Regions from separate parts of the Homo sapiens genome. Here region 1 is linked to region 2. A link is a loop called in an ENCODE intact Hi-C map of the cell type or tissue named here. Cell type or tissue: dorsolateral prefrontal cortex. All regions are shown on one strand. Each heading gives the region's core, and the rest is flanking DNA. Links, peaks and the distances in the headings are about the cores only.

Region 1 (5,000 bases), core at 1-5,000, 210 kb after region 2:
AAGCAGGGGAATCGCTTGAACCCAGGAGGTGGAGGTTGCTGTGAGCCGAGATCATGCCACTGCACTCTAGCCTGAGTGACAAAGCAAGACTCTGTCTCAAAAAAAAAAAAAAAAAAAAAATTATACCCTGAGAGAAAGGCTTGGGTTTTCTTTTTATTTAAGGGATATCAGAATTAATTGCTTTAATCTATGGGAAGATATGTTTTATGTTCAGTAGTACTCCTTAAGTCAGGAACTATTGCTTATTTCTTTGTTCTCTGTAGTTCTTTGCATATGATATGAACTCAATGGAGAAAACATTATTCACTTAGAGTGGTGTAGTAATTAGTGAAAATATTTGTGACAATGCTAGCCTCAGCAAAAGTTGGCTTACTTTCTACATGAAAATGTCAAAACAATCTCAATTTACTATTAATTTTAATTTTAATATGACACTATTAGATTTAAACTACCTTTGCTTCTTAAAACAAGATTTTAACTCAGAGTTGGTTTCAAAGAAGGAAGCTGTATGAAGATTGATCTTCTAATAAAGAATTAAATGTTTTGAAAACAGATGTTTTTAAATTTCAGTATGCAAAAGAAAAATTCAGAAACTTACTTAAATTCAGATTCCTGGCTCTATCTTGAGAGGTTCTGATTCTGCAGATTTGGGTGGGGTCCAGGAATCTGCACTTTAGGGATGGGGTCCAGGAATCTGCACTTTAGCAGTCTTTCAGATATCTCTGAAGTCATCTGTCTTCCTGATGACCAACAAATCACATTATGAGAAGTATTCTTCCAGAGTGCATAACAGTTTCATTAGCCAGTTTAGTTATGCTATAGTTAGAGCTGAAAAAGCTAAACTTTTAAAATAGATTTGTTGAGGTAAAATTGACATATAACACATATCTCAAATGTATGCTCTTAGAAGTTTGATGTATGTGTAAACTTGTGAAACCATCACCATATTAAGATAACGAGCATCTCCTTCACCTACAAAAGCTTCCTCGTGCCTTTCCAGTCCTGCCTTCTCCCCTCATTCCTGTTAACCACTGATCTTCTTTATGTCACTAGATTAGTTTTCATTTTCTAGAATTTTGTACAAATAGAATCCTATAACCTATACTTCTTTTAGTGAGGAGGTGTCTAGCTTCTTTCACTCAGGATAGTTATTTTAGGACTCATTCATGTTCCTTTTTATCACTAAGTAGGATTCCAGCATATGCCTGAAGCACAGTCTGTTTATCCATGCTCCTGCTCATGGACGCTTGGGTTGTTCCAGGGTGGGGCTTTTGCACATAAAGCTACTATGAACATTTGTGCATGTGTGTTTGTATGGATACATTCAGAATTAAATTTGTAAGATTTCATGCAACTTTTCACACTTTTCTTTCAGAAAGTCATTGGGTGGTACAGATTCCGGCGCAATACGCAGCAGCAGATGTCCTACAGAGAGCAGGTTCTTCACAAGCAGCTCACCCGCATCCTCGGCGTGCCCGACCTCGTCTTTCTTCTCTTCAGCTTCATCTCCACTGCCAACAATTCCACTCACGCTTTAGAATATGTGCTCTTCAGACCAAATAGAAGGTAAAGCTTGCTTTTCCATCTGCCTCACATATAAGAAGGACGTTGGGACCAGGCGTGGTGGCTTACGCCTGTAATCCCAGCACTTTGGAAGGCTGAGGCGGATGGATCATGAGGTCAAGAGATTGAGACCATCCTGGCCAACATGGTGAAATTCAAAAATTAGCTGGGTGTGGTGGCACGTGGCTGTATTCCCAGCTACTCGGGAGGCTGAGGCAGAAGAATCGCTTGAACCTGGAGGCAGAGGTTGCAGTGAGCCAAGATTGTGCCACTGCACTCCTGCCTGGCAACAGAGCAAGAATCCATCTCAAAAAAAAAAAAAAAGGATGTTGGTACAAGTCACTGAGATTCGTGACTTCAAAAATGTGCATTATAGTGCATTTTTTTTTTTTTTTGAGACAGAGTCCAGCTCTGTCACTCAGGTTGGAGTGCAGTGGTGCAATCTCGGCTCACTGCAACCTCTGCTTCCCAGGTTCAAGCGATTCTCTTGCCTCAGCCTCTCGAGTAGCTGGGATTACAGGCACACACCACCATGCTGGCTAATTTTTTTGTATTTTTAGTAGAGACGGGGTTTTGCCCATTTTGGCCAGGCTGGTTTTGAACTCCTGACCTCAGGTGATCCACCTGCCTCGGCCTCCCAAAACTTTATGCATCTTTAAATAAAAACTTGTATTATTCCCTTTAGCTCTTTTTGTGGTTACGGAAGGTATTTTTCTTGTCAGTTATTTACATAAAATTGTTTTTGGATCAAGAAGCATTAACAAGACATGTTTATTATGCATAAATTCTTATAAGGAATAAATAGCTGGAAATCATCATTTGCTTCTCCATAATCCACTATGTGGAAATGTAGTTTTATTGCTGTGGAAGTCTGATTATAATTTTGAAACATAAATTTCAAATACAAAATTGTGAAATTGAACCACCTGCTGGTTAACGAGGGTTTTGCATCGTGAACTTGTTAAACCAAAAAAAAAAAAAAACCACCCCTATGATTATATGATCATGTTGTCTGTTTGTAAACAGCAAAATGGTTTCCCTCTGGAAGTTTATTTGTTGTAGAATAAATTAAATTGACATCAGTGAAAATAATTGTTAATTGTTAAAAAGGTTTTTATAAGATTTCATTATGTAATCTGTGGGTATCTCTTGAGCACTTACAGGCTCAGCATTGTGTCAGTCACTGTGAGTATACAAAAGATGTGTAAGGCATGACCTGTGCTCTCAAGGAGTTGATAAGCAAGGTTTTACTTTACAGAAGGGAAAACATCACTAATTCATGTATCCTTGGGTTGTCTGTAGAAGGAGGTGCTCCGTGAGACCTTCCTGTTGGTTTACCAACGTCAGCAACTAAGACTCCTACCACCAAGCCCCATTCTTGCTTTAGTTAATTACTTTTATTTATTTTAATTTTATTATTACTATTATTTTGGAGACAGGGTCTTACCCTGTGACCAGGCTGGAGTACAGTGGCACTATCATATTTCACTGCCACCTTGAACTCCTGATCCTGTCACCTCAGCCTCTTAAGTAGCTGGGACTATAGGCACATGCCACCACGCATGCCCTTTTTAAAAAATTATTTATTTATTTATTTATTTAGAGATACAGTCTTGCTGTTGCCCAGGCTGGAGTGCAGTGGCACAATCTTGGCTCATTGCAACCTCCGCCTCCTGGGTTCAAGTGATTCTCCTGCCTCAGCCTCCCGAGTAGCTGAGACTACAGGTGTGCACCACCATGCCCGGCTAATTTTTTTTTTATTTTTAGTAGAGACAGGGTTTCACCATGTTGGCCAGGCTGGCGTTGGTCTCGAACTCCTGACCTCAGGTGATCTGCCTGCCTCGGCCTCCCAAAGTGCTGAGATTAGAGGTGTGAGCCACCACACCCAGCCCTTTTTTTTTTTAGACTGTCAGTCTCACTTGAATATGATAGAATGGTACATTTAACATGATCTCTCTGAATTTTTCCCATAGGTATAATCAGAGGATATCACTCGCTATTCCCAATCTAGGAAATACTAGCCAGCAAGAGTACAAAGTGTCTTCAGTGCCAAATACTTCTCAGAGTTATGCCAAAGTGATTAAAGAACATGGGTAAGTTGAAAGGTAAAGTGCTAGTTTTTTCTTTTGTCAGCAATATTTCTTTTGTTAATAACATTTAAAAGGTGTATGGAAAAATGTAAAACCAAGTTTGATATGATTAAAATTGAAGAATACAGTAAGGTAATTGTCTAGATACCACCAGCATGTATCAAAATTTTGTTCTTGTTGAAAAGATAGTTTACTTTTATGAATTTTTTAAATCATTTGCCACAATATTTTTTGTAATTGATACAAAAGTTTTGGATAGAGTATTATTTCTGAGGTTCTAAAAGCTAAACATAGTCACTGAAAAATACATAGCTTTTTATTATTTTTTAAATGATCTTGGTAACATGGGTTTTTTAAATTTCTCTTCTGTAATTCTTGTGGTATGGGCATTATTCCTTAAACACTGTCACCTCGGAGTCACAGCATTTAAACAATAAAGTGGAAGAGGCAGGAAAAATGCCTTTCCATTTCACCGCAGTTATGATAACCTTGAGGCATCTTTTTTCTGTTTGTCTTCCAGTACTGACTTTTTTGACAAGGATGGAGTGATGAAAGACATCAGGGCGATTTATCAGGTTTATAATGCACTTCAGGAGAAAGTTCAGGTAACTGATTTATTTATTAGTTTTCATCTTATTTGTCTTGCCCAAAAGCTTTTAATTCTACTTTAATTTTGAATTGTCTTCCAACTGACAAATAGAGTTAGGATCCGAAAGTCAGAATCTGCTTTCCCAGAACAGAGTCAAGCTGTGGAATAATGATTCATGCCGTCTCGCAGAAGCCTGGCTCACTCACTCTGTGCCTGAAGTAGATTGTTAATACTACTGTTTCAAATACTTACAGCCCCATTTGTGATAGTAGTTTTGCTAGGAAAATGTAGAAAGGCTTGCTAAGAACATAGCTGTCTCCATCAGTTATATTCTAAGTAGAGACAATATCAAAAGGCAGCCATAACTGGTTGCATCTCTGCTTCTTCATCCTAGTTCACTCACTTTGCCCCCAGCTGCCTCCATCGAGTGGGAGGATCTCGGCAGAGCCTGTTCACTCCTAGTCATTTATGCAACAGACATCAATGGAAACATCTCCTGTGAGCCAAATACTGAGCTTGGTGCTAACAATACTTTCCCACATTCTTTTCGTCATCCCCGCTGTGTTTTTAGGAGTAGTTTGCTCTAAAACCTAAGAACAAAAGAGCGTTTGAACTGGCCTTTGAGTACAGCAAAGAAAGTGGTAAAGTTGATGAAGCTCTCCCAGACCTGGAGAAAGCCTGACTTTAAGGAAAAAGGCTTTGGCCCGGCATGGTGGCTCACACCTGTCATCCCAGCATTTTGGGAGGCCTAGGCAAGA
Region 2 (8,089 bases), core at 1,810-6,809:
GGCCTTTCCTTTCGGCCTTCTTCCTTCCAGCCCTTTCCCTGCACACTGGACAGAGTGGCTGAGTCTCTCTCGTAAGCCCACAGGGTTATGATCGCTGTGCAGGTAAGGAGACTACACGTGTGCCCCATGTCAGAAGCACCTGTGCCTGGCCTGGGCACTGCACTGGGGGTGAGGCCTGGGGCCAGGCCCCACGTGGGGGCAGAACGGAGCTATCCATCCAGCCAGGGACCTCATCTAGGGATTGGGGGCAGCAAGGGGCTGGTAAGGGCCAGAGGTAATTCCAGGGCCACTCTGTGCCCTACCCTCAGGTGGGGCACAAGGGTGGGGGCACTGCGCTGGGTAGAAGCCCCCCGCCAGCCCCTGGCCCACCAGTCATCTGTCAGATACGGAGGCAGGGGTGAGGGGAGGGTGTGCTGGGGAAGTCAATGCATCCAGCCTCGAATCAGTGAGTCCCTAGGCCTTGGGTAAGGCAGGGCTGCAGGGATGGCAGTGAGGACAAGGGGCTCACCTCCCCCCAGCAGCCCCACTTCACATGTTTGTTTCTTGAGTTCAGTGCTCATAGACTTAAAAAAAAAAAATCTTGCTAAAAGCAAAAACCAAAAGAAAAGCGGGGGCTACAGAGCCTCATTCCCAGAGGGGCTGCTCTGGCCCTAACAAGCATTCTAGGCCAGACTTCCATGGGCAGATTGTGTGGGCAAGTGTTGAGTTATGGAAATCAAGCAAACCTCTCCACGCCTGTCCTCCAGGCCGCAAACACGCCCTTCTCCTGAGTCCGGGTAAGCAGAGGGCCATGCACGGGAGACAGTGGGCCACGCCGGGCTGGGCTTCGTGCTTCTGGGGCCCCCGCAACTCACTCACGCAGCAGAAGTCTGCACTGTGCTGCCTGCAGCGGGGGCAGAAACCCGGAGCCAGTGAGCCTGTCTGTGCCACCTCAGCTACCCTGGTGGGTGGGTGGTGGGGGCCATCCCAGGCCCCTCAGGGCTGCAGGCCAGGCTGGGCCCATCTCCGCACGCTGCTGTGTGGCCTCACCTCCCAGCGCTGTCGAAGGCTGAGCTGCTGTGCTCGGAAGGGCAGACTCCTCCATGGCTTCTAACTCAAGTGACACAAGGAGTGTCTCCCCACTGCTGTCCTGGGGCTCCTGGCCCTAGAAGGGCTCCCCATGATGCAGCTGTGGCCATGGGCAGCCTTCCCCCGTCCCCCGGCGTCTCCACAGCTCTGTGATGTCTGCTAGCCCCATTTTATCGATTCAGACCCCGAGGCTTGGAGGGGACAGAAGGGTCCAGTCTAGGTCTCTCTGCGCCCAGAGCTAATGCTCCTGTGAGCAGGGGGGACCTGCCAGTTCACCACACCCAACAGAAACCACACAGCTGGCACCAGGCACTTGGGTATTGAACCAGGAAGCTTTATTTACACAGTACAAGTAACAAGCAAATTCCTGAGAGACTAGAGCGGCTGGAGTGCAAGCCACAGCCTGTGCGGGGAGGCCAGGCTGCAGGGGCGGGCAGACCCTGGGCCCCGGGTCTACGCTTTCTGGTCGCCACACTTCCTGAAGCACGGCAACACCCACAACATCCAGCTCAGGGAAGCCCCTGCAGCCCCAGAAACAGCCTATGTGCTATCTGTCGCCCCAGCCCCCAGGACAGCTTCCCCACACACTGAAAACACAAATCATTTGCCAAAAAGACTATGCTAGAAGGTCAGACTATCCTATCTAGGCTACAAGATCTCCACTTCGGTCTGCCATTAAAAAAAAAAAAAATCTTTCTCTTCTTTTCTCTTTAAAGAGGCATGACAGAGGGGTTTGACCAACAGCGTGGACATGGCAAGGTGTGGCATCATTGCCAGTGTGGGGCCAGAGGGTGCCCGAGCCCCGGTGCGCGGCCAGCCTGCTGCATCCCTGCCGGCTGACGTCTGGAGTGACCGTCATTCCAGTGACCACCCCCATAGCCACAGACGGCACGTCAGTGGAAACGGGGGTGCAGCAGGCATGACACCAAGGCAGAGCCCGCAGCAGGGGGCCCGGGGTTCCACAGCTAGGGAAGCTTGCTCAGACAGGCAGCACACCCAGGGCACGGCCACTCACGCCCCCGCACCAGGAGACCCATTTGGAAGTTAGTTAGGGTTTGTTTTGTTTTCTTTTTAATGTGGACTTCCCCTTTATTTAAATTTTCTTTCAGTGTACAAATTCACAAAACTGGCTACAAAAATTTGGTTGAAAAGTAAGGCTTTCTGAGAATGAAAATCTGTACGTCTGGTCAGAACAAGCTCCCCACGGGCCCAGGTGCACGTCTGCCCGTGCAAATCCGGCCTCCACCGCGAGTAAGGCAAGAGGGTATGGCAACGAAAATGGCAAGGCTGTGGCCCCAGCCCCTGGGCCCCACGGGTGGACGGCAGCCCCTGGCAGTTTGGTGGCTTTGGAATGAGTGGGGTGCATGTGGCACTAAGCCCCCCCCACCGCCCCGGCTTTCCTGCAGGCTTAGCCCGCGCTTTAGGACCCCATGAGCAGGCAGATGGCCTGGCACGGCTTGCTTCTGGCTCTGCCCTTCCTCAGTCTCCCCTCAGAGGCAGGGTTTGTGGGCAAGGCTGTGACAAAAGTAAGGCTCCTGCCACTGCCCCCAGCTGGGGCCATCATGCTGGTGGGGGTGAGCTGTCTGCCTGCTGCCCATGGGGACACCAATGTGGGGGGCACCTCCTAGGCGAACCTCCCTCCCAGAGGACTGAGATCAGAAGTCCTGGGGCCAGCAGGGTGGAGTGCAGGAACAGGCTGCTCCGGGCAGTGTGGCAGCTTGGATGATGGGGTGGCACCTTATAGATAGGGTCTACTCCCTCCAGTCAAAACACAAACATGAAACCAGCTAAAGGCCATTTCTTTCTCTAAGCAGAAGGGATAGCCACCATTTTCTCCCCTGACTGCTGCGTGGTGGGCACAGGACAGGCAGGCGGGGTCTGAGGAGGCTGGGTCATTTCTCCCTAAGCGCCCTGGGGCTGGGCTTGCTGGTCGATGGGACCAGCTTGCGGGGAGGTGGGGAGGTGGCTGTGACTCAGCCAGCTCCACAGCTTGTCCCTTCCTGCCACCAGGCCTGAATGGGGAGGTGGCAGGCAAGGTTTGAGGGCAGGTCACCCACACCCCAGTCCCACGACATATACCTGTCACCATGTGCCTCCCACCCCAGCCCTAAGCAAAGGTAGCTGGGGGCTGCTGCATGCCTCAGCCTCAGCTGGCACCGTCCACCTCCCTCACTGCCTCTGCCTTCCACAGGAAGGCCTGCTATAGAGGCTGTGTGCCCTCGGCCACACCGGGCATGTGGTGCCAGGACCCCCCACGCCCAGTGGTACTCCGGGGGCAAGACATGGCCATGTGCTCTCCACATTCACCCAACAACTGCCCTGGCCGCCTCCACATTTGCTCTAAGAAGACATGGTCTCCATGACCCCCAGGCAGGGACAGGCCAAGATGTCTCTGTCTGCTCAGAGCCACCAGCTCTTGGGTTCGGCTGTCCGGGATCACAAGTAGACATGCCTCCGGCAGGAGCTACAGCAACCAGAGGTGAGCTGGTTCCCCGGCTCTGGGACCTGCCCAGTGCCCGGCATACCCCATGTGTCAGCCACCTGAGCTAGCAACACCATCTCTCAGGGCTGTGGGGCTGGGGGCTTTCTGCCAGCTCCTTAAAGCTGATTTTTAAGAAGTGCCACCCACATATTGGGAACTTGAACCACCATCCTTTTGATGTAGTAAAAAAATAAGATTTAAACAACGTTTCCCAAAAAGCATCTTTCTTGAGGAGAAAGAAGGTGAGAAGCATCTGGACTCAACCTGCAGAAGCGAGGCGTTCACTCGTCCATGAAGACGAGCAAAAGCAAAGTGACTACAAAAGTGCTTTGAACGCGCGTGTCAGCCAACACAAGGGAGCGCACCAGTTATTTTTAGCCTTATGGGAAAATGAGCCACTTGCTCCTAAGCCAGCCCAATTGCTATTGTTTGCAGAAGACGCCACATTCGCTAAAAGCCAGATTCCCATAGAGCAGAGCCCATGTGGTGGTGTCTGCAAGGCAGCCGGAGAGGAGCTACAAACCTTGAGAGGAGAGCAAACCCTCAGGGGGCTAGGCTCCTCGGATGCCCCAGGGTGAGGAGCCAGGGTGGGGTAGGGGCAGGGAGCATGAATCCAGCTTTGTGCCGGTGGCTGGGCCTACAACAGAGATGCAGCCCTCAGGACTGGGCTCCCCCTAAGCTGACAAGGGCGTGGGCTTGTCTTGAGGTGGGTGATGTGCCCTGGTTACAGCCAGCAGTCCTCAAGGACAAACGGGAGGTGCCTGGAATCCTGCAGGGGCCCCTGCAGAGTGGCCAGCGGACGCCCTTCACCCCTGAGTGCGCATAGGGCCCTCATCTGCCCACCTGCTCGCAGCTCCCGTCTCCCGAGGCCGTTTTCAAGAGGCTGCCCTGGTATCGTGCCATCCCTACACTCACCGGAACCAACCATGCTTATCACTCAGTGACCTGTCAGCCACAGAGAAGGGCTGCCATCTGCTAACCCTGCCCCAACGGTGGCAGAGCCATGGGGTCAGCCTCTCCATGCTGTAGGAGAGGCAAGCAAGTCCGTCTTTTCAGCCAACAGATCCACCAAATTTCTACCCAACACGGGAGGCCCTAACAAGCACCCTCCAAATCGTTCCTTGGGCCCGAGACTCCGGACATGGCTTACCCTCTGGAGGGCCAGTCCAGCACCCCAGGGATTCTGTCTCTCACATTGGAATTAAGGCCAAATGGTTCTGGTGTTACAGAAGGAAGCATCTCCCGAACCTTCCCAAGCCTGAAGCAGGGAGACCTGGGAGAGAAGGCACGGAGTAAAACTGAGTGAAAGAAGCTGCGGGGCCGACTCCCCAGAAGTGAACCTGAGTGAGGCCAAGAAGGGCCCTGACATAGCAGATGGCCCCTGGCCCCCACCCCAGGCCCTCCCTGACAGCCCCCACCACCAGGGGGATACAGAGCGGTGCCCAGCTCTGCCGGGGACAACAGAGACTGCCCAACATCCCACAGGGAAAGAGGCAGAAAAGACGCAAACTTCAAAGCTGTCCTCTGGGCTGCAGTAGTTCTGTGGACCTGGTGGCTGCCACGCTCGGGGAGCCGGTGAGAGGCTGACACACCCGCTGTATGACGCGGCCAGGCCAGGCTCTCCCCCAGGCAGCAGGTGGGCTCCCTCTCTGGGACCCGACACCACTCAGGAAGCTTTCATCAGGCCCACGAGTTGGGCTCCCCTTCAAGGGCCCACCTAGTGCCCAGAGTGGGGGCTGTCGATGCCAGCACACCCCAGCCCTGCCTGGGCCCACACCCCCTCAGTTCTTCTCTATCTGCTCAATGTCCAACTCGCCGTCCAGGGAGCAGAGGCTGTTCCCAGGGGCCCCGCGGTCCCGCCAGGCTGCAGCCGGCTCCGCTCTCCTGCCACAATCCTCGTCCAGGGCGCAGCTGTCTGACTCCTCACAGGACAGGTCCTCCTGGCAGGCGAGGTGGTCGTCGAAGGAAGGGGGAAGAGGCTCAGGGACCGGGGTCCCAGCGGGGGTCCTGCCCCCTGGGCCGGAGGCTGAGAGCAGGGCGGTCCAGGCCCTGGTGTTGCTGACGTGGCGGGCGAAGGGGCTCTGGGGACCGCAGTCCTCTGTCCCTGCGCTCAGGCAGCTGAGGCTGCTGAAGGTCTGACAGTTCTGTGGAGGGGCAGACACACAGGTTACTAAGGGTTACTCCCCTCCCGCAGCCCCAGGACTGCACACCCCACAAAGCAACTAGACCACCAGGCTGTGGCAAGACCAATCAAGTCCCGGGTTCCTCCTATCCAGGCAAGGACGGGCCCATGAGCAACGTACTCATGAAGATGCACCTCCGGCCAATGAGCGCTCTGTGCTCATAAAGACACGCGCAATTCCACTATTCACCTACTAACTCGGCAAAGCACACAAATTTGATGCAGACCCAGTTCTGGGGGGCTGCGGTGAAACAGGAATGCTCCTAACACTTCGTCCACAGCCTTTCTGAAGCGCAACCTGGGGAAAATATATCCAATTCCTTGATCAGGTAATTTCACTACTTGGATTTTTATCTTAAGAAAACATTCTAAGATGTGTGTAAAAATTTGGCAACATACCGTTAAATGGAAAAGAAGAGAGTAACCCAAACACCCTACAATGGTGGTGAAATCAATGTTTTTCAAGCAGGGACCTCTATGCAAACATAACTGACGCGCCGCGATACTTCCCTTGAGAAGGGATCTGACTTGGAGGAAGCCCAGGCTGTAACTGCCCCACACAGGGCGACACGACGCCCGCTCTACCCACTCTCCACAACCAGAGCGGGAGCCGCAGGCTAGAAGGGGCCGAGCTGAAGTCCTGAGCCTGGTGTGTAACAGAGCCATGCAGGGAGCTGGGGAAACATGAGTTCTCGGCCTCACCTGGAGACACAGAGTCTCTAGAAGGGAGTGGTCCTGTGCCCTCCACAGGTGCTGGGGACTGGGAGGTCTGATCTGCTGAGGAGGGGCCAGGCTCCAGGTTCTGGTGCTCGCCAGCTGGGGGCCTCATCTGGAAGAGGTGCATGATGCTCCCTGCCTGCCTTGCTGGGCCCTTTGAGGCCCCAGAGAGAGAGTAGGCTGCGCAGAAGCTTCTCCGCTCACCAAGTGTGCTCCCTCTGTGTGCTCCCAGGCACCAAGTGTGCTCCCAGGCTGGCCTGGGGCAGGAGGCAGCCTGGGGCCTGCCCGAGCGGCAGGCAGAGCTTGAACAGGATTTCAAGGGTACGCAGGCCAGTTCTGCTTGGCGTCAGCTGCCAGCGATGGGGGTAGGGCTGACACTGTGCACAAGTGGGTGCAGTTCAACACCTGCTCCCAGGGCAGAGCACAAAATCCAGCCTTCTCCTCAGAATGATGCACATGCCACAGACAGGACAGAGGCTGAGACAGTGAGGGGCACTCCCGGCGCAGTCCTGGATATCCCCAACCGGACTGCAGCAACGAGGTCGAATAGCAGAGGGGAGCGAGGGAAGAGCTGCGCACAGAGGGCAGGGGGGAATTCCAGCCTTTAGTTTCTTCCCAGCAGATGGGTGGGGACTGGGGAAGCAAAGCAGGGCCTTGGAGCACCCGCCGCCTCCCTCGCCGCACGCCTGCTGACGCCAAGACCACAGACCTGTCCCGAGGGCCTGATTCTTTCAAAGGCTGCAGTGTTTGTGTGTCTCTTTGAAATACAGGTGATCACTGGCTGTCACAGCCAACAAGCTGTTGAACCAGCCTCAGCGGATGGGAAATAAAAGGCGCTCTCTCTGGAGGAAGGTATATGTGCCTGCCATGGGCACGCTCATTGTTCCTGAACACTCGGTGGAGGAAGCCGTTCTGATGGGTTTGCTTTTTTTGGAATCTTTTGATTAACTGAGAAAGGTGAAGGCTGAGGTGTTGGGGGGAGCTCTGCACGGGAACTCAGGAGAGTGGCAGGGGCACCCATTAGACTGGAGATGCTGGCCCCCCAAGGAGCCACAGGTCCACCCTCTGGGCCATGGTGGGATTCGATGCAGCCCGGTGGTGTGCACACAGCACAATCCCCTCACCACGGCAGAGAGCTGGAGACGGCGACCCCTGCACAACAGCCCCAGGTTCCTCACCGGCTCCTGGCCAGGCCTGGACGATGGATCGGCAACCAGGATCCTCGCCTGCCCCTGGCCAGGCCTGGGCGATGGACCAGCAGCTCCCAAAGCGAACCTGCCGCTTGTGAGGTGGAAGCCCCAGTGCTTTCGAGGGGAGGGTCTCTGAGGCTCCTCCTGCTTCTCAGCCACCCTCTTGACTGGCCTAGACCTGAGCCAGGACAGAAGGAGAACTGAGTAGGGGGCACAAAACAGGGGCAAGATGGCCCAGCCTGGGTGGCCTCAGCCGTGTGTCCCGGGCTCTGCTGAGCCAGGCTGCCCCGACAGAGGAGGCCTAGGGTGAGGCCAGGATGCGTCAGGGCCTGAGGTCCCCGGGGAGCCTGACCCACCTTCTCCTGACCCTGGCTGAGCAGCCTGTTTCTTGGCCTGTAGAGCAGCCACGGTGTGTAAGGATAAATAATCATGTCCAGTCAAGGCCAGAGC

The links. Peaks named below come from ENCODE experiments on the same cell type or tissue, not always from the same donor. Only the 100,000 strongest peaks of a DNase experiment are listed, where the experiment ranks them.
Region 1: it touches region 2 in a loop (2.1-fold over the local background); 4 of 110 quality-filtered maps call a loop at or near these places.

Annotation. Positions count from the first base shown.
Region 1 is chr10:124,825,220-124,830,219 of GRCh38, forward strand. ABRAXAS2 (abraxas 2, BRISC complex subunit) reads left to right here. Exons shown (of 9, transcript NM_032182.4): 5 at 1,376-1,566; 6 at 3,537-3,656; 7 at 4,174-4,258. Among named protein-coding and RNA genes, the nearest start is that of ABRAXAS2, 26 kb to the left of the region's middle. In dorsolateral prefrontal cortex, for the core only: a CTCF peak has its summit at 2,509 (motif pointing left); no DNase peak of the experiment used is centred there; H3K27ac peaks cover 208 bases.
Region 2 is chr10:124,617,911-124,625,999 of GRCh38, forward strand. It overlaps FAM53B (family with sequence similarity 53 member B), which reads right to left. Exons shown (of 5, transcript NM_014661.4): 5 at 1,382-5,694. The coding sequence ends at 5,332. Among named protein-coding and RNA genes, the nearest start is that of FAM53B-AS1, 82 kb to the right of the region's middle. RefSeq lists enhancers at 2,299-2,428, 3,781-4,281, 7,158-8,089. In dorsolateral prefrontal cortex, for the core only: CTCF peaks have their summits at 3,932 and 4,145; a DNase peak (open chromatin) is centred at 3,907; H3K4me3 peaks cover 731 bases; H3K27ac peaks cover 5,000 bases.